Regions from separate parts of the Homo sapiens genome. Here all the other regions are linked to region 3. Evidence: chromatin loops called from intact Hi-C (ENCODE). Cell type or tissue: psoas muscle. All regions are shown on one strand. Links, peaks and the distances in the headings refer to the core of each region. The heading gives the core; the rest is flanking DNA.

Region 1 (6,944 bases), core at 785-5,784, 91 kb before region 3:
TCAATTTCAAACCTTTGCAGCCTGTTGATGATCTAGAAACCCAGGCTATAGGGTTGGGCCAGAAAACATGGCCCTGGCCAGGTGCAGTGGCTCATGCCTGTAATCCCAGCACTCCGGGAGGCCGAGGCGGGCGGATCACAAGGTCGGGAGTTAGAGACCAGCCTGATCGATATGATGAAACCCCGTCTCTATTAAAAATACAAAAATTGGCCAGGTGCAGTGGCTCACACCTGTAATCCCAGCACTCTGGGAGGCTGAGGCAGGTGGATCACGAGGTCGGGAGATCAGGACCATCCTGGCTAACACTGCGAAACCCCGTCTCTACTAAAAAAAATACAAAAAAAAATTAGCTGGGCTTGGTGGCGGGCACCTGTAGTTCCAGCTACTCAGGAGGCTGAGGCAGGAGAATAGCGTGAACCCAGGAGGTGGAGCTTGCAGTGAGCCGAGATTGCGCCACTGCACTCCAGCCTGGGCTACAGAGCAAGACTCCGTCTCAAAAAAAAAAAAAAGTTAGCCAGGCATGGTGGCATGTGCCTGTAATCCCAGCTATTCAGGAGGCTGAGGTGGGAGAATCGCTTGAACCCAGGAGGTGGAAGTTTCAGTGAGCCAAGATCATGCCACTGCACTCCAGCCTGGGCAAGAGAGGGAAACCTTGTTTCAAAAAAAAGAAAGAAGAGAAAAGGAAACATGGCCCCTGCACACAACTCAGAAGAGCCAAGCCATCTCTGCTCACAGGGGAGGAGGGAGCTGGGGACACGTCAGGGCCCAACCCATGCACCTCTGGGACTTGGGCCTCTCACCTGGTACTGGCCCAGGGGCGTGGGGATGAGTCTGTCCTCACCCGCGATGCAGTCCGGAGCTGCTTCTTTCCATTCTCATCCTGGATGGTGTCCAAGGCAAGTGTGAGAGACTCTGCGTGAGCTGCACTTCACTGAGCTACCAGAGAGAGAGAAGCTCCTCTGCCCTCAGTGTCAAGGCAAAGGAACACCAGTCTTCACCCCACCAGCCTCTAACAGTGGCAACGAGAGCACCCGGACATGACACTCGGGGTGTGGGCCTGCCTCCCACAACACCGGGTTCATCTGCATGGGGCCTGGGACGGATGCATGCTGACCATGGGCAAAGGGGGAGTGGATCCTTCGGGGAAGGGGACCCTAACGGCCGTGGAACAGGCCCCATTGCTCATACTCGGAATATCTGGCGCAGGTACGCCAGGGCCTCCTCCAGGCACTCGTCCATCTTCTGGACGCTGTCCTGCCCCATCTCGCCCAGGTCATGGCTGAATAGGAGCCGTTGGTGTCTGTGGGGCCAAAGCCCAGCCACAACAGGAAGGAGTGGCCAGCTGGAGTCTCCACACACTGGTCCGAGATGGACCTGGCCGTGTGCTTGGCCTGCGTGATGAGCTGAGTAAGGTGCAGGACCTGCAAGGGAGGCGAGGGCAGGTCACCGGCAGGATACGCCTGTACTGCCACCCAGGCAGGCTGGCTGGGGGCCCTAAGATGGGTGCACAGCCAGATCACTGAGTGACGGGAGGAGCAGCTTCTGCTGGAGGACTTTTAAAGACTAAAGAATGATCTTCTAAATGTGAAATTTCCCAACACTGCCTTCGTTATCAGAAACAAATCAGACTTTACTGAAACGGGGAAAGGAGATGTGCGTCAACTCTCCGCCCAACCTCCCTCCCTCCCGCCAGAACACAGCACTTCCCTGCCTCTGCTCAGCCTTGTGGCTCCAGGGGTCCTGTGAAGGGGCACCGCCAACCCACTCACCAGGGTGTAAGCCTCGGGCCCGAACATCGGGTGTACTTGCAGTCCTGGCCCTCCAGGCCATAGATGTGACTCTTCACATTGAAGGAGGCATCAGTGACCACTGGTGGCCACTATGACAGGATGCTGCTGGCGAATGTGCAGGCTGTGAAGAGTCGGTGCTGGCGGTAGGGGGATGACGAGCTCCGGCTCCGGGAACAGCTGCTCGAACTGGAAGGCAGGAGACGAACCTAGCGCCCACTTCCGGGGGCACAGAGAACCTGGTTGCTGCCCACAGGTTTTCAGGATGCCTCCGAGGTATCTGGGGAGCCATGACCCAGGGGTGTCCTCCTGAGGTCCTGCCCAGCAGTGTCTCCCATGTAGCAGGTGGCCGACATGGGGAGGGCAAATGAGGGAGCTGGTGGCTCACAGAGCCCCCGACAGTGTCTGCAGGAGGGCAAACACCAGGAGGAGTGACAGAAGCCAATGTCCAACCCAGCCAAGACAAACGCATGCCAGAGACCAAGACCGCCTCCCAAGGATGCTGCCACGAGTTGCCAGGGAGAAACTGTGGTGCCATGGGCCCGCAGCTTGGTCTGTGCAGACCCCCTCTGTGGGTATACCTGCGGTCTTCCACCCAGTGCCTGGTGCCTGGTGGCTGCAGGGCAGGCAGGGTCCAGCCGGTCTCAGCCTTAACTGTGCAGTGTTATGGATGACAGCTCAGGAGACTGTTGGCAGGCAGGGAGGGCAGGACACAGGCAGGTGAGACCCAGGCCCTCTGAGGTTGCTGCATCCTTAGCAGGCCTGAGGCCCCTTTCCAAGAGGACTGAAGCCACCATGGCAGAGGCCAGCCCAGAGCCTGAGGGGGCTGAGGGAGGATCCCCCAGAGGGTCCAAAGGGGAAGGCCTCGGGCAAGGAAAGGAGAGGTCAGTGGCCACGCCAGGTGCCATGGAAGCCTGGGGGGGTCTGCTGTGAGGATCAAGCAGGAGATGAGGGGAAGGTGGCCACTGGTCTGCTCTGTGCTGGTAAGGAAGGGTTAAGGAACAGTTTGGGGGTCACCATGAAAATTTGTCTGGGCCAGAAGGGAGAGGGGACAGGTCACCCACTGCTTCCATGAGAAACCCATTCTAGGGCCTGGCGAAGTTGAGCCTAGGAAGGGCTGGTCTGTGCTCCACTCAGCAGCAGCTGGGAGAGGGCCAGGGCCAGGCTGACCCCAGCACAGGCCGCTGTCTTGGCCTCCACCCACTGGAGCAACATTTGCCCAGGGGAGCCAGTGGCATGTGAGGAGAGGGGGCCAGGGCTCACCATTTCTCAGACACACTGGGGCTGGGAGTTGCTGCTGGCAGCCTGCTTGTCAGCTGCATACCACCATGGCTGCAGGTAGCTCAGCCACACCTCCAGGACCTGTGGGGGAGGTGTGTGCTGAAGGCCCAGTGGCTGGGGCCAAATCCTCTGATGGCCTGGAACCCAGGTACCCAGGTGGCAGCTAAGTTGGCTCTTCCCACGTCCCCCAGAGGGCGCAGGAGAGACGCGCACAGCCCTGTGAGATTTGGTTCTCTCACTGCTCTTCAGAAGCCAGGGTCATGGGCGGGCTCTTCCCGGCCCACGGGACCCAGTGCTACCTGGTTGCGTAAGAGTAGAAACCTGTCTGGCACCAGACAGGTGGGATGGGGCAGGGCTTTGCTGTGCCTGAGGGTTGCCTTTGGAAACTGAAACAGAAAGAACAACGTGGCCCTCCAAGGCCCCCTCCTCTCCAAGGTCTCTGTGACAACACTTGTTCTCCTTCATCCACCCCAGGGGACCTCCCTCATTGGGGCACACAGAAGACACAGGCACACATGTGATGGGGCCGACACTCCTAGCTCTGAACAATGCGTCCAAGGGCCAGTGGCCAAAGCAATGCCGCAGGAAGAGGTAGAGTTTCTGCTGGACTAACCTCGGGACAGCGGCCTGCAGAGGAGGGGAGGGTCACCAGCCGCTTGCACAGTAAGGTGGCCCTGCTCACAGATGAGCCCGGGGTTCCCATTAGTGAGGGTTGGCTCTGCTGGGAGAGAGCACTAGGCACTTCTGAGTGGTAAGAGCTGGTTTCAGCCCCATTCTTCAGAGGAAGAAACCGAGGTTAGGGAGCATCCCGAGGACACAGCATGCAGGCGGCCAAGCCATTGCATCTCCTGCACACACCTCACCTCAGCCCCACACAAAACAGCCCACTCTGCCAGCCCCGATGGGCCTGGGAGTCAGGACCCGCCCCAACCCTTCTCCTGACGGGTGGGGAGGAGCAAGAGACGGCACCGTGATGGGGCCTTTTTGGCCAGTCTGGAGAGAGAGGCTCTGGGAGCCAGAGATCAGCCGGCAGCCCCACCAGGCTAGCTGAGAAGGCACTTGCGTAGCCCTCCAGAGGCCTCACGTGCTCTGTGAGCAGGAAGGGATTCCCCTCACCCTGCCCCCCATGCCCCGGGGAGAGGTCGCCGTGGGCAACACCGGAGGAGGGGAACGAGGAGGAGACAGCAGCGGCTGGAAGCCGCAAGGGCCACCCACTGTTTGAACTCCCCCAGCGGGCTGGTGGTGTGGGAGTGGACGAAAGGTGAGACCTGCTCTGGCTTCAGGCTGTCGGCAAAGGCGTGCAGGTGCTTCAGTGGCAGGCGCACCACCAGCATGTGCCCCTTGGTGGGCATGAACGACTCCTAGGTGGAGGAAGAGGAGTCAGGGCCTGGGAAGGGCTGCAGCACGTGGCCTCCAGGTCTGACCACAGCCCGCCCTGGGACAGCTGATCTGCCTCCACACAGGAGGCACGAGCCAGGCAAAGAGTGGGGCCACCACTGTGCCTCACACCCAGCGGGTGTGCCTTGCACTGCTTGGTCTGAACTGCGACCAGCTCGTGGTAGGGAAGTGCTTGGCCCAGCGCCCACACAGCCTACCTGGGGAGAACTCGCTGAGACAGACGCATCTGCTTCTGCACCGCTGCACACCCGCGGTGGGTGGCACAGGGCTATGGCCCGCCAGACTGTGCCCTTGGCCATTGCTGCCTATCTTGATCCTCATGGCAGGAGGAGGCCGATGTCACCCCCAAGCTCTGGATCCAGGGTCTCCCAGGGAAGATGGCTAAGGCCAGGAATTCGAGATTCGCTTGGGCAACATAGGGAGGCCCTGTCTCTACAAAAATTTTAAAAAGTTAGCTGGGCATGGTGGTGTGCACCTGTAGTCCTAGTGACTCAGGAGGCTAGGGTGGGAAGATCGCTTGAGCCCAGGTGTTCTTGGTGCAGTGAGCTAGGATCGTGCCACTGCACTCCAGCCTGGGTGACAGAGTAAGACCCTGTTCAAAAAATAAGAACCTTCACTTTTCTCCCCAATTCCTTCCATCTGCTCCTCATTCTGGACACAGCTGGATGAGGGCTCACCCTGGGAGAAGCGCTGGGCATCAATTCCTCTGTTGCCCACAGACCTGTGGTCAGGAAAACCCCAAGACAAGAGCACAGTCAAGCTAACAGGCCAAGCTTTTGATTTACAATGTACAAGCAGGATCCTGGAGACCTACACCCAAGAGGAAAGCCTTTTTGCTGGCTGTGGGCTTTCTCTGGTTGCTCAGCATTGAGAGGGCAGGGGGGAGCATCAAGAGTGGATGAGGGCAGGAGAAGGGGGCACTGAGGGTGGGCCCCTGAGTCCGAGTGGACATGCTCGCCTCTCCATGCTTACCCCCAGCCCTTTGGGCCTCAACACATCTGTGATGCTGAGACTGGTGCAGGGCCCGGCCTCTGGGTATATCCTGGGATGCTGCAGAACCCACATGGACCACTGCTCACATCACTGCCCACTCAAGTCTGCCCGTCAGGAAAATGTCCCCACAGGTCCAGGAGACACACCCCACAGATCAGTGGCTGAGGCTGGGAATGGAGGTATTTTCTTCTTCTTCTTTTTCTTTTTTTTTTTTTTTTTGAGACAGGGTCTCACTCTGTCACCCAGGCTGGAGTGCAGCAGCACAATGTCGGTTCACTGTAACCTCTGCCTCCTGGGCTCAAGGGATCCTCCCACCAAAGCCTCCCGAGTAGCGGAGACCAGAGGCACATACCAACATACCCAGATAATTTTTCTATTTTTTTGTAGAGGCAGGGGTCTCATCATGTTTCCCAGGCTGGTCTCAAACTCCTGAGCTCAAGCAATCTGCCTTCCTTGGCCTCCCAAAGTTCTGGGATTCCAAGTTTGAGCCACCGTACCTGGCTATTTTCTTCTATCTCTATCTTTAAGTATTTAGGCAATGAATTTGCATTGCTTTGGAAGGAAGGAGAAAACCAGTACCTATACGGCCCGACTAGAATGGTACTAGTGGGGTGGGAAGTTAGACCAGGGTCCTTCTCCTCCAGTCTCACCCCTGGCCCTCCCTCTGATCCTGGCCTGGGATCCTGAGCCATGACATCCTCCCTGCAGCTCACGGGAGGGGACAGCATCCACATAGGAACTGGGAACCTGCCTTCCCCTGCAGGTTCACTTACCCAACATCACCTGGTCCTTCCAGAGGGTCTGGAGGGGCCAGTGTCTGCCCCTGCCCCCAGCAGTCACATGAAAGCCTCTCAGGCTATTTTCCCACAGATTTGCTGAGCCAAACTTTTCCCTCAGCTCTGTACCCCTCCTGGGCCACATTCCCATGTGTAGTCCCTGGCCACAGTCACACCTGCTTGCTTCTCAAAGATGTGTACCCAAAGCCCCGCATTTCCCACTGGGCCCAGCCTCACAGCACCTCAGCTCACTCCTCCAGGGTCTCCCTGGTCACCTGTCCTGCCATGGGGGTTGCTAGATGCTTCCTGGACACTGCCCTGGCCCAAGCCCTCATGTCCCTCTTCTCCAGTGGCTCCTGCGGAACAGGGACGCCATCACATGCAGTGGTTGCCATCCCAACCCACCGGCACTTGGGGCCCACATGTTTTTTTCATCTTGCGCTCAAATTCCCATTCAATCACGTGTGCTCCTTCGCAGGGTGAACGGGACAGACCCCTGGCTGTGGGCACAGCTCGTCTCCCCGGGCTCTCACAGACTCACTAACTCTGTCGTCCCCGAAATCCCCCATGGGCCTGAACTCTGCTTCACTGACCTCAAATCCATCCATACGCTTGTCATTTGTGCCTAGGCAGACCACAACCTCTATGAGGTCACTACCTATTCTCATCCACCTCCACAGGTGTCTACGAGTGGCCAGGGCTCCCTAGG
Region 2 (5,000 bases), core at 1-5,000, 130 kb before region 3:
GCAAGCTTCAACAATTTCAGAAAATTTAAAAGTATTGTCATACTTTTTGTTGTTGTTGTTTTGAGACAGAGTCTCACTCTGTCACCCAGGCTGGAGTGCAGTGGCGCGATCTCGGCTCACTGCAACCTCTGCCTCCCGGGTTCAAGCAATTCTCCTGCCTCAGCCTCCTGAGTAGCTGGGATTACAGGCACGTGCCACCATGCCCGCTAATTTTTGTATTTTTAGTAGAGATGGGTTTTTGCCATGTTGGCCAAGCTGGTCTCAAACTCGACCTCAAGTGATCCTCCTGCCTGAGCCTCCCGAAGTGCTGGGATTAGAGGTGAGAACCACCGCGACCCGCCGGTCATACATGTTTTATGAATGTCAAATAAAGTTAGAAATCTGTCACAAAATAAATTAAAAATTTTTTACACTTGGCCAGGCACAGTGACCCACGCCTATAATCTCAACACTTTGTGAGGTCGAGGCAGGAGGATCACTTGAACCCAGGAGTTTGAGATCAGCCTGGGCAACAAAGTGAGACTGTCTCTATAAAAATTTTACAAATTAGTTGGGTGTGGTGGCATGCACCTGTAGTTCCAGCTACTCGGGAGGCTGAGGCAGGAGGGTCACTTAAGCCCAGGAGGTCAAGGGTGCAGTGAGCCACGATGGTACCACTTCAGTCCAGACTGGGCAACAGAGTGAGACCCCACCTCAAAAAAAAAAAATCTTACACCCATCAGAATTGCTAAAATGAATAGTGACAGCCTCAAGTGTTGGTGACAGAGAAACTGAATCACTCATATATTGCTGGTGAGAATGTAAAGTGGTTTTACCTTCTTTCAAAATGAAATATGCAACTCAGCAGTTACACTCTTGGGTATTTTTCCTAGAGAAATGAAAACCTCGCATAAAAACCCATGCACGAATTTTAACAGCAGCTTTATTTGTGGTAGCCCAAATCTACAGTTACCCAAATGTCCTTCATGTAGACGGTTAAACACACTGTGAGGTGCTTGTACCATGGAATACCCTGGCAGTACTGTTGCTAGAACTACAACCTGTATGCTGAATGTAAAAAGCCGATCCCAAAAAGGTTCATACTGTATGGTTCCATTTTTGAAATATTATGTATAATTTTGAAATGACAAAATTTTAGAAATGGAGGATGCTGCAGTGGTTGCCAGAGTTTGCGGGTCAGGGTTGCTGAGAGAGGTGGCAACACGAGGGATCCTTGTGGTGTGGGGACTGTGTAGTGTATTGACTGGTGGTGACTGAACCCACCCAGGTGGTTAAATTGTCCAGAACTTAGTACACACACCCACACAAGTGAGCACACATCGTGGTTGTGATACCTTGTAAGTTTGTAGAATGTTACCATTGGAGGAAACTGGGCAAAGTATACAAAGGATCTCTCTATATTTCTTTAATACAGCTTTATTGAGACATAATTCTCATTAGCATACAATTCACCCATCTGAAGTGCTCCACTCGGTAGGTTTTAGTGTAATCCACAGAGTTGTGCAGCCATCAGCACAATTTTAGAACATTTTTATGTTCACCCCAAAAGAAACCTCACCTCAGAAAATCTTGTAATTGACTGTTCATATAAGCAGTTTTCATAATAGCCACAAAGTAGAAGCAGCGCAAATGTTCATCACAGGAAATCGGTGTAGTAGAATATTATTTGGCGATAAAAATAACACAGAAAAACTGATAACATGCCACGACATGGGCGAACTCGTAAATATTATGCTAAAGAAGCTAGTCACAAAAGAGCACATGTTCGATGCCATTCGTACAAAGAGTCCGGAAGTGGCCAATCCATAGAGACAGAGAGGAGATTACTGATTGCCAGAGTCTAGGCTTCTTATTTATCCAAAAGACTTAGTTGTCCCTTTTCTTTTGTCTTTGGTTATTATAGAGTAACTCATGATAGGAAATCCCAAAATCAACACAAATGCTACTTCGTATTCTATCTTTCTGTCTGTGGTAAATGGAACGTTCAGATTCCAGCGGCAGCCGTGGCAGTGGGGCTTTTGCTGGCTGTTTTGTCCCTTGCTGTGCAGCCCTGCAGCGTTTCTGGGAATCTGCCCTGTGGACTGACTGGCGACTCTGGTCTTTTCTCAGCCCAGCTGCAGCTCCAGCAGGTGGCGCTGCAGCAGCAGCAGCAACAGCAGCAGTTCCAGCAGCAGCAGCAGGCGGCGCTACAGCAGCAGCAGCAGCAGCAGCAACAGCAGCAGTTCCAGGCTCAGCAGAGTGCCATGCAGCAGCAGTTCCAAGCAGTAGTGCAGCAGCAGCAGCAGCTCCAGCAGCAGCAGCAGCAGCAGCAGCATCTAATTAAATTGCATCATCAAAATCAGCAACAGGTACCAGGTCCCCTGTTCCTGCTCTTGGCCTCCCTCCTGCAGCGTGAGCCCTGGGCTGGCATCAGCCACAATGCTGGGTGCAGTGCCCGGAGCCAGCCGAGGGTTCTCTTGACACGTGTGCCTGCCCTTTTCCATGGGCTTCTCAAAAAGTCTGGGACAAGGCCGGGCCCAGTGGCTCATGCCTGTAATCCCAGCACTTTGGGAGGCCAAGGCAGGCGGATCATCAGGAGTTCAAGACCAGCCTGGCCAGCATGGTGAAACCCCATCTCTACTAAAAATACAAAAAATTAGCTGGACATGGTGGCGTACACCTATAATCCCAGCTATTTGAGAGGCTGAGGCAGGAGAATCGCTAGAACCTGGGAGGCGGAGGTTGCAGTGAGCCGAGATCGCGCCGCTGCGCTCCAGCCTGGGCAGCAGTGAGACTCCGTCTCAAAAAAAATAAAAATAAAAAAGGAAAACAAAAGTCTGGGACAGGCAGGAGAAACAGGCCCTGACTCACTAGGAAGGTTCTGTGATCGAGCCCTTCCATTTGGGCTTGGGCATCTGGCGGTGGGCCTCCTGTGTAGTTCAGGGGCTGCGAGGGATTCAAACAAGAGTGAGCTGAAGCAAGAAGTGAGACGAACACTCTGAGGCTTGGGACTACTTGAGCCATTGTGGGCCATTTTGGCTGAGGACACATGTGCCTCCTGTTTACCTCTGTGTCTTGGGTTCTGGGCTCAGTGTTAGTCGACCTCCAGCTGGTGTTGCATGAGGTGATGGTGATGTCATGTTAGCAGCACTGCTTCTCAGAAGTTGTTCAGCTTCCCATGGTTTCCATAGAGAGTCTAGACGTGTTAAACATCTGCCCTCACAGCAGGTCTTGGTTGGGAGAGGAAAGCCCCAAAGGGCCCCACCACCCTCCCACCCCTTCAGGCCTCAGCTAGCTGGGCTTCTCTGGATCTTGGCACCCCTCTCCCAGAGCTGACAGTGCATCTGCAGCCACACTTTTCCTTCTCCTGCTGACAAGCAGACCTTGACCGTCACCGTGAGGCTCATGCCACTGACCTATAGGGGCAAAGCAAGCATCGTTGCAGAGGCTTCAGAAATCTGCAGTTGCCCCAGCTTTTATCCTAGCTTCCATGGAGCTGTACCTATTCCTTGTCATCTTTTGCTGAAGTTTCTAGGTATGCCCTTTGAACCATCCTAGTGGAATGGTAGACCAGAGCCCAGGCACACACTTGGTGCCTCCCCGGTGTCAGGAAGGCAGCTGGTGTTGGCCTCGGGGGGCCCAGAGCCTTTCTGTGGGAGATGTGCCCCTCCCCGTGTGAGTGAGAGGTCAGCCTGTCAGCCCAGGAAGGCCTTTTTTTTTTTTTTTTTTTTGAGACTTTTTTTTGCCTCTTACTCTGTTGCCCAGGCTGGAGTGCAGTGGTGTGATCTCGGCTCACTGCAACCTCTGCCCCACCAGTTTAAGTGATTCTCCTGCCTCAGCCTCCCAAGTAGCTGGGATTACAGGTGTGAGCCACCATGCCTGGCTAATTTTTGTATTATTAGTAGAGACGGGGTTTCGCCAGGTTGTCCAGGCTGGTCTCGAACTCCTGACCTCAGGTGATCTGCCCGCCTCGGCCTCCCAAAGTGCTGGGATTACAGGCGTGAGCCACTGCACCCAGCCAGGAAGGCTTTCTTGATGGCTCTGCAGATGGCCACCTGGGCTTCCTGAGGCCCAGACTGTCACAGGGAGGAGCTGGTGCCACAGAGGCAGATGAGTGATAACCGAGTGCTGCTTGTTCTGTCTCTAGATACAGCAGCAGCAACAGCAGCTGCAGCGAATAGCACAGCTGCAGCTCCAACAACAGCAACAGCAGCAGCAGCAGCAGCAGCAGCAGCAGCAGCAGGCTTTGCAGGCCCAGCCACCAATTCAGCAGCCACCGATGCAGCAGCCACAGCCTCCGCCCTCCCAGGCTCTGCCCCAGCAGCTGCAGCAGATGCATCACACACAGCACCACCAGCCGCCACCACAGCCCCAGCAGCCTCCAGTTGCTCAGAACCAACCATCACAACTCCCGCCACAGTCGCAGACCCAGCCTTTGGTGTCACAGGCGCAAGCTCTCCCTGGACAAATGTTGTATACCCAACCACCACTGAAATTTGTGAGTACCTGTGGCCCACAGTGGAGCACATGCAGCCCGTGGCTCTGTCAGCAGTAGTTTCTAGGCTCTTTGGCTAGAGATAGCATATCCTATTCTTCAAGTGCTGAGACTTCAGGCAGCCCCCACCCCTTGCCAGCCCTGCCGACTCTAGCATGGCTCAGCAGGGAAGCATGTGTTTTGCATTTTGTGTTCTGAGAGCTGCTTCTGCACCCCGCACAGGGTACTGCTGCTGCTACTGGGGCACCAAGTCGCATTCCAAGCAGTGTGGCTGATTGCAGCAGTTCTGTGGGCCCTTTCAGGGTGTGAGCACTTCGACTGATGAGCACCACATGAAAGGATGTGCCAGCTCCGTCAGTGTCTGGTGGTTTGCCAACTACTCAGAGTTAATGTTCTAAGCAAATATCTTTTTTTTTCCTTTACACTCTGCCAAGTCTCAGGAGAACAAAGTTCATTACTATATTTTTGAGAGGAGTATTAATATAAAATACTGTTATTCCTAGTTTCATTTTGTATCTCTGCACAA
Region 3 (6,944 bases), core at 1,162-6,161:
GGGCTGCTGGTCGAGGTCCGGCCCCATCTCTTCCAGCAGAAAGGGAGTAAGCTTGCAGGGAGGCTGGGGGACAAGATCCCAGGATCTCAGCCTCTGCTCATGGATCAGCTCTGAGACCCCGAGTGAGCTGGGGGTGCTCTGTGCGCATTGGTTTCCCCAGCTGTCAAGTAAAGGGATTGGATGAGGAAGTCTTGTCAAGGTGGAATGATCTCAGATTTGGGGCAGCAGTGAAGGATCCCGCTCCCTGGGCCATGCCAGTGGCCCGGCCTCGGCTGAACACAGCCCCAACACTCTGGAATGGGGATGAGGGGGCAGTCAGCTCTTGCTCCTAGTAAGAGAGATGCAACAGGGCTCTGTGGCTGAGCTGGGTGCCTTGCCTCACACTTGTAATCCCAACCTTTGAGAGGCCGAGGCAGGAGGATTGCTTGAGGCCGGGAATTTTGAGAATAGCCTGGACAACATAGCCAGACCCCATGTCTACAAAATAATAAGAAAACACACAGCTATAGTCCAAGCTACTTGGCAGGCTGAGGCAGGAGGGTCCCTTGAGTCCAGGAATTGGAGGCTGCATTGAGCTATAATCGCACCACTGCACTCCAGCTTGGGTGACAAAGTGAGACCCTGTCTCTAAAAGAAAAAAAAAATTGGCCTGTGAGCATGGGTTTGATCTTCAAACAGGACCTGGAGGGTAGGGACAGACAGTGCTGTCACCCTTAGGTGCTGAACACTCAGAAACGGGCCAGCGGCAGCCCTTCCCTCACCTGCAGACACCAGATTGGGCAGAACAGCACGTGGCACTTGCAGCTCTTGCAGTGAGGGCAGAACCCAGTGTCAACCCTTCTGCCTGTGGGAGGGGCTGCTGAGGCCTGCGGAGAGGCCAGGGTGGAGGCTCGTCCCCTTGTCCAGCCCTTGGCGTGGTCTCCACCAGGTCCCCAGCCCACCAGTGCAGGGCGCCCCTGAGCCTGCTGCTGCCACGGGCCCTGTCTCTACCCAGGACGTCCCCCCACCCTCGCTGTGTCAGGGAAATGATCATGGTGGCGGTGACACTCCGCAGGCAGGGCTGCTGAGAGAAGCTGAGAAGGGTCACACTGCAGGCAGAGGCCCGTGTGACAAGCCCCTCTCACCCCGAGAGAGCTGACCAGGCAGCTCACGAGCAGAGCCACATCCCGGGAGTCCGAGAAAGGTCCTGGCTGGGCTCAGCCACCTCATTGGCCACGGGCAGCCTTTGTCGTGTGAGCCTTGCTCTCCTGGGGAGGCTCAGGCTGACGGCTGATGTGGGCATTGCCGAGGGTAACCTGTGGCCCAGTGTATATGGCCGGGTCTCCTCAAGCTGCATTCATTCAAGTAGGACCCAGGGTGCGTGCCCATCTCCAGCCCAGGGCAGCTCCCCTGTAAGCTGGGTGAGCTACTGAAGCCAAGGCAGGAGGCAGCTGACAACACCCACGGCCCATGCAGAGGTGGTGGAAAGGCTGGAGTCAGCAGCAACACCAAATCCCGGACCAGGCAGAAACCACCCAAGACTGAGGGGCTCGTGCCAGAGCGGTGGCCACAGGTAAGAACCCGGGCCCAGGCTGTGTGGCAGGAATCCTCCATGTCCCAGGGCTTAGCATAGCAAAGGAAGACCAGCCGGGTCACCCTGGTGGCCATCTGTCCCTGTCCCACCTGCAGAGTCAGAACAGCCTCTCCCCAGTGGGGATCATCTCTCTCTGCCAAAGCAACAGCGGTCCCTGCCCCAACCAGACTACCCCACTCAGTGGAGTTACGGATGCTGCTCCAGCATCCTAACACTGCCCAGCTGGTGCCTGCCTGTGCTCACCCGCACCCCCCAGGCCGGCCTTCCCTGCAGCCTGGGCTTGGCCACCTTGGCCTGATTGAGCACTGAGGCCTCCTGGGCACCCAGCCCCATCACTGCACCTGCTGCTTCCAGCCCCACCCCACAAGCTCAGGGGTTCTTCCCAGCGGCGCTGATCATGAAGTCAACATGCACGCAAGTCGTCTCAGGAAACTTTTTAATGAAAGTGTTGGCCACGGTGGTGTGTAGGTGGCTGAGCTCAGATTGCAGCTGCTGAGACACCAGCCACTTACCAAGAGAAAGCCAGGCTGCTTCAAACCCAGGGCCCGCGGCAAAAAAGCATCACTTCCGGCCGGGGAGTCTGGAAGCCACGCCTTGTGGGAGGTCACACTGGCATCTAGGCCTTCGCCTGCACTGCAGAAGGAGAGCCGGGTCCCCCTCCTGGAGAACGCTGCGTTCCCCAGCCCCACACCGGCTTTGCCACCACACAGGCTGTTGAGGCAGGAGGCGGGTAAGACGTAGCTGTAGACCCAAAGCAACCACCAGCCCTGGGACCCTGCGGGAGAGAAGCACTTTTAGAACATGGAAAAGTGTGGTCATCCCATCATTAGACAGCACACATCCTACATAAATAAAAAGTCGTATGGGGAAGGAGGTTGGGGAGGGAATAAAAAACTGGCACAGACATTGATAGACTGGTTTCCAGTTTCAAGGTAACAGATGCACATCATGAGACCAGAGGAGGCAGAGACAAGGGCTGGATTTGGCTTTTCTAAGCAACATGTGTTCCTGCGCAGGGCTGAATGGTCACTGAGACAGAGATGGAAGCCAGGACAGGGGAGCCCACTGGGCCCAGATAGGTACAGAGAGCAGAGGCTCCTGTTCTGTCCTCACCACCCATGAGGGTGACACTGCTTGTAAATGGTGGCTGTGCTCTCCCAGCAAGAAAAAAGCACAACTAAATCCACACTGCACAAAGACGCAGACAGAAAGCCTTCAAGTGGCTCTGTTTTCTGCTCCCTGCCTCATCAGGTCCACAAGCAGAGAGGAGTGTCAGGTACATATCCCTGCTGTCAGGCTCCCCAGTAAGCTGCGGGCTCAGCAGGAGCTGCCCACTGACACACAGGGGACACCCACTCCTGCCACCTTGGGAGCGGTTGCCAGACAGAGCCGTACTGGGTGCTGGTGTCATCCAGGGACCCCACACACTTCCTTAAATGTGATCCTGCTTCCCTCTGCGCAGCTGCATCCTCTCCTCCTGCAGGACCGTCTGGAAACTTGGCTCTCAGTTTGCTCTCCCTTCTCTCCTCTGCCTGCCCCAAGCCCCTCTTTCTAAAAAAGTGATGCCACGTTCATGGGATTATTTCTTGAAAATACTTGGCGGCCTCCATGCTTCTGTTTTCTTTGAGTCAGGTAGTCAGGAGGGTTTACAAACAATGCCTGGGCTCCCCCGCAGGTGCCGGCAGATGGGGTAGCGAATGGTCCTGTGCCTCCACCTGCTCCGGGAGGGAGTCTCCCGTCTCTAGGCCTGGCCCCTTCCTAACCCTCCACGTATCCTGTTCTCCAGAGACTTCAGAACCCACTCCTGAGAACAGCGGAGCCAGGCGCTTAGAGGAAGACCAAATGCTGCCAGGACACGGATTGTCCAGGGATTACATTCCAGCATCTTATTAGGTATCTGGATCTGTTGGGGAAAAAATTAGAAACTATGTATAAAACTTACAAATATTCAAGTATCAAAAGGTTATTTAGGATGAAAGTTTTAAAACAAGTCATCAGCAAGCTGCTACCACCAAGTGGAGACTTATACAAAAGTTGAGCGAGTCCACTGAGCTGAGAGGACAGAAATGAAGTCACCTGTGCTGGGGCAGGGGCAGGGACACTGGGGGCAGGGAGTGTGTGGGCAGAGAAGCCAGAGAAGTCCAGGCCTGTGGAAGCCAAACAGGAGAGCGTGGGCCGGAAGGGCGGTCAGGATCGGGGGACGAGGTCGCTCTCCCTGGAGAACGAACCCTAAGGTGCGTAGCCTGGGATTCCCTCCCTGGAGGTCCTGTCCCCCGACATTTCACAGGCCTTCTGAGCTGCTTTCCAAGGAGGACTAACACGGCAACAAAAGAACCATTTCTGCACAAAAATCCTGGAAAGAAAAAGAAGCAAGCCGAGAATGGAGTCAAAACGCTACCCAGTGCTGACTAAGCCTCTCAAACCCTGTTCTAAGTGGACTGTGGTTTCTAAGTCAGGGAAATGGAAGAGGCCCCACCCACACAGGGACAGGGCCACGGCCCCCACAGGATGAAGCAGCAGCGTTTATTCAAGATACAACAGTGAGGGAATCCGGTCACGTTCCCTTCTCCCCAGAGAGGGCGCATCTTGACAAGTGATCGAGTAGAAATCTTTTAAACTCTAAGTTAAGTTCATAAAAACCACTGGTTTCACTCTGTCTCCCAGGGCCAGGCCTGGCCTCTGAGATGCACTGGCTTGGGGCGCCCTCAGGTGGCTGCATGGAAAACCCACAGTCTGAGGCCAGCCTGGGGCTTTCAGACCTGGGCGGGATCTGCCCAGGCCACCTGTCCTTCTGCTTTGGGCCGCTGTCTCTTGGCAGATGGCCTGACACCTGGGGGTGGCCCAAGGATGCCTCAGAAAATCTTGATTCCCACTCTACAGATAGCCTGATTAGCCAGAGGTTTCCAGGCCATCTGTCCGCCTCCAGGAGATGGACTGGGACCTTTAGACATCGGTGGAGAACAGGATGCTCTGTCCCTTGCTGTCCGGGGCAGGGACGGCCTCCAGCCGCAAGAAGTACAGCAGCACCTCGACCTGCCCTCGCGGAGTGGGGAAGAGGAGAGTGGCTCAGAGGGGGGCTCACAGCTGCTGGTGGGGAGGTCTTTGGGGCCCAAGTCCCCAAGTCCACCTCAGGTGCTAGAAACCCCTGCTGGTGTCATGAACCCCTTACAGTGAGACGGGGGTGGGGTGGGGTCCTGACAAGGCATGACTTGTTGGGTGGGGGGTGGTTATTTATTTTAGAGATGCACAGGGCCTTGCTCTGTCCCCCAGGCTGGAGTACAGTGGCTCCATCATGGATCACTGCAGCCTCTAACTCCTGGGCTCAAGCAATCCTCCTGTGTCAGCCTCCCAGATACCTAGGATTACAGATGTGTGCCACAATGCCTGCCTAATTTTTCTTTGTATTTTTTCTAGAGATGGGGTTTGCTACATTTCCCAGACTGGTCTCAAACACCTGGGTTCAGTTGTCCTGCCTCGGCCTCCCAAAGTGCTGGGATTACAGGCATGAGCCACCACACCTGAACACTTGGGGTGGTTTTAAGCCCCCAGCAAGGTGCACCAGCAGGAGCAGGAGGTGGCCTAGGCTCCCCCTATCACTCCCATCCATGCAAACCTAGGCAAGTCCCTGTCTCTGAATCTCAGCCACCACCACATACAATGCAAGTTGGAAGATGGGCAGGACTGGGGGTGGGGCAGGCAGAGGCCACCTCTGTCAGGCTGGGGTTGCATGGGCTGGAGCCTGTCTTCCCACACCTGGGACATGACCTCCAAGGACCAGCTGTCAGTCATGGTGATGGGCTGGCCGGGGTTGGCAGGGAGCTTGCTCTCCTTCTCGGAGGGCCGGAGCAGCATGGGGCCAAAGACAGTGGCAAGGTTGTGCAGGGACATCTTATTGACTGCCTCCTTCTCTGCCACCCTGTAGAGGACCAAAGCAGAAGGTGCTGTTTCAACGCCACCACCAGGAGAGAGGCAGAGGGGCTGTGCCGTGCTAGAGTCCTCAGGGAGAGAGTGACCTCGACCCTGGCTATGAGCCAATGCGCCCGGCCTCTCACTCTTCTTTATTCAGCATAATTTATTCTGACGTATCTTCAGTGTAGGTATTCTCTTTTTATTCTCCTATTCCTGTTAAACCCATTGGGCTGAATGCTGTTTATTTCTAGAATGTCTACACCTGTTTTTCTGCAAGGTCATTTTTTTTTCTCGTTTGCTGTTCGTCACATATACTTTCAAGCTCATCGGTTCCCTCCGTGAGTACAGGTAAGTGGAGGAGCCTCATGGTCTGCCTCAGGTCTTTGAGATGTTGAGTCTCTGGATCTGGTCCTGCTGCTGGCCTTTTCTGTCCTTGCTCATGGGGCATTGTTTCCGTGAATGTGTGGTTACTTTTGACTGCATTACTCATTGTCCTGGAAAAATGACTTTGTGGGAATTTTTCAGACCTAGGGTAAAGATGCTTCCTCCAAACTAGGTTTACGCTTCCTTCTGCCAGGTACCTCAGGGCGCTGTCAGCCTAAAGCCAATTTAAACTAAATCCATCAACTGTGAGGTTTTGGAATCTTCTCACTGGTGTGAATTTGGGCCATAAGTCCCAAATTCTGTGGGGTGCTCTGTGGGGTGGGGACCAGCCTTAGAGTTCTCATCGGAAGCCCGGGGTGGCTGGATGGGGGCAGATGTTTTCAGGGCAAGAGCGGCTTGGCTCGCCTCTCTGGTTTCTGGTTTCCCCAGATGGTGCCTGGCGGCTCCTCACTGTCTTGTCAGCCCCTGGATGCCTTTAAGAAAACATCCTTTTATTTTGTCAGCATTTTTGGTACTTCTCAGTGTGAGGGCTGGTCCAAGTATTTGGCTTATCATAGTTTTACAAAAAGTTGGTTTCTATGAAATCTTAAGTCACCTCTTTTTTAAAAATGTACCTTTTAGTCCGGGCACGGTGGCTCACTCCTGTAATCCCAGCACTTTGGGAAGCCGGGGCAGGCAGATCACTTGAGGCCAGGAATTTGAGACCAGCCTGGACAACATGGTGAAACCCTGTCTCTACTAAAACTACAAAAATCAGTCGGGTGTAGGGCCAGGCGCAGGGGCTCACGCCTGTAATCCCAGCACTTTGGGAGGCCAAAGCAGGTGGATCACCTCAGGTTGGGAGTTCAAGACCAGCCTGACCAACATGGAGAAACCCCGTCTCTACTAAAAGTACAAAATTAGCTGGGCGTGGTGGCGCATGCTTGTAATCCCAGCTGCTCATGAGGCTGAGACAGGAGAATCACTTGAACCCGGGAGGTGGAGGTTGTGGTGAGCCAAGATCATGCGATTCCCCCTGCCTCAGCCTCCCAAGTAGGTGGGACTACAGGCAAGCACCACCATACCCGGCTAACTTTTT

Evidence for each region. A loop is a pair of places that touch in the nucleus more often than their neighbours do. Peaks named below come from ENCODE experiments on the same cell type or tissue, not always from the same donor. Only the 100,000 strongest peaks of a DNase experiment are listed, where the experiment ranks them.
Region 1: it touches region 3 in a loop (5-fold over the local background); 34 of 110 quality-filtered maps call a loop at or near these places.
Region 2: a loop joins it to region 3, with 9 times the contacts of the local background. A loop is called at or near these places in 32 of 110 quality-filtered maps.

Annotation. Positions count from the first base shown.
Region 1 is chr22:20,603,128-20,610,071 of GRCh38, forward strand. It overlaps the pseudogene SMPD4P1. Among named protein-coding and RNA genes, the nearest start is that of MED15, 99 kb to the left of the region's middle. In psoas muscle, for the core only: a CTCF peak has its summit at 3,227 (motif pointing right); a DNase peak (open chromatin) is centred at 3,294.
Region 2 is chr22:20,562,341-20,567,340 of GRCh38, forward strand. It overlaps MED15 (mediator complex subunit 15), which reads left to right. Exons shown (of 18, transcript NM_001003891.3): 6 at 2,110-2,348; 7 at 4,127-4,477. Among named protein-coding and RNA genes, the nearest start is that of MED15, 57 kb to the left of the region's middle. RefSeq lists an enhancer at 2,238-2,287. In psoas muscle, for the core only: a CTCF peak has its summit at 2,137 (motif pointing right); DNase peaks (open chromatin) are centred at 2,141 and 4,791; H3K27ac peaks cover 726 bases.
Region 3 is chr22:20,693,446-20,700,389 of GRCh38, forward strand. It overlaps LOC107985584 (a long non-coding RNA gene), which reads left to right and starts at 2,091. Exons shown (of 2, transcript XR_007068010.1): 1 at 2,091-2,303; 2 at 3,360-3,484. It also overlaps the pseudogene BCRP5. RefSeq lists an enhancer at 3,287-3,903. In psoas muscle, for the core only: CTCF peaks have their summits at 4,274 (motif pointing left) and 4,476; DNase peaks (open chromatin) are centred at 4,256 and 5,564.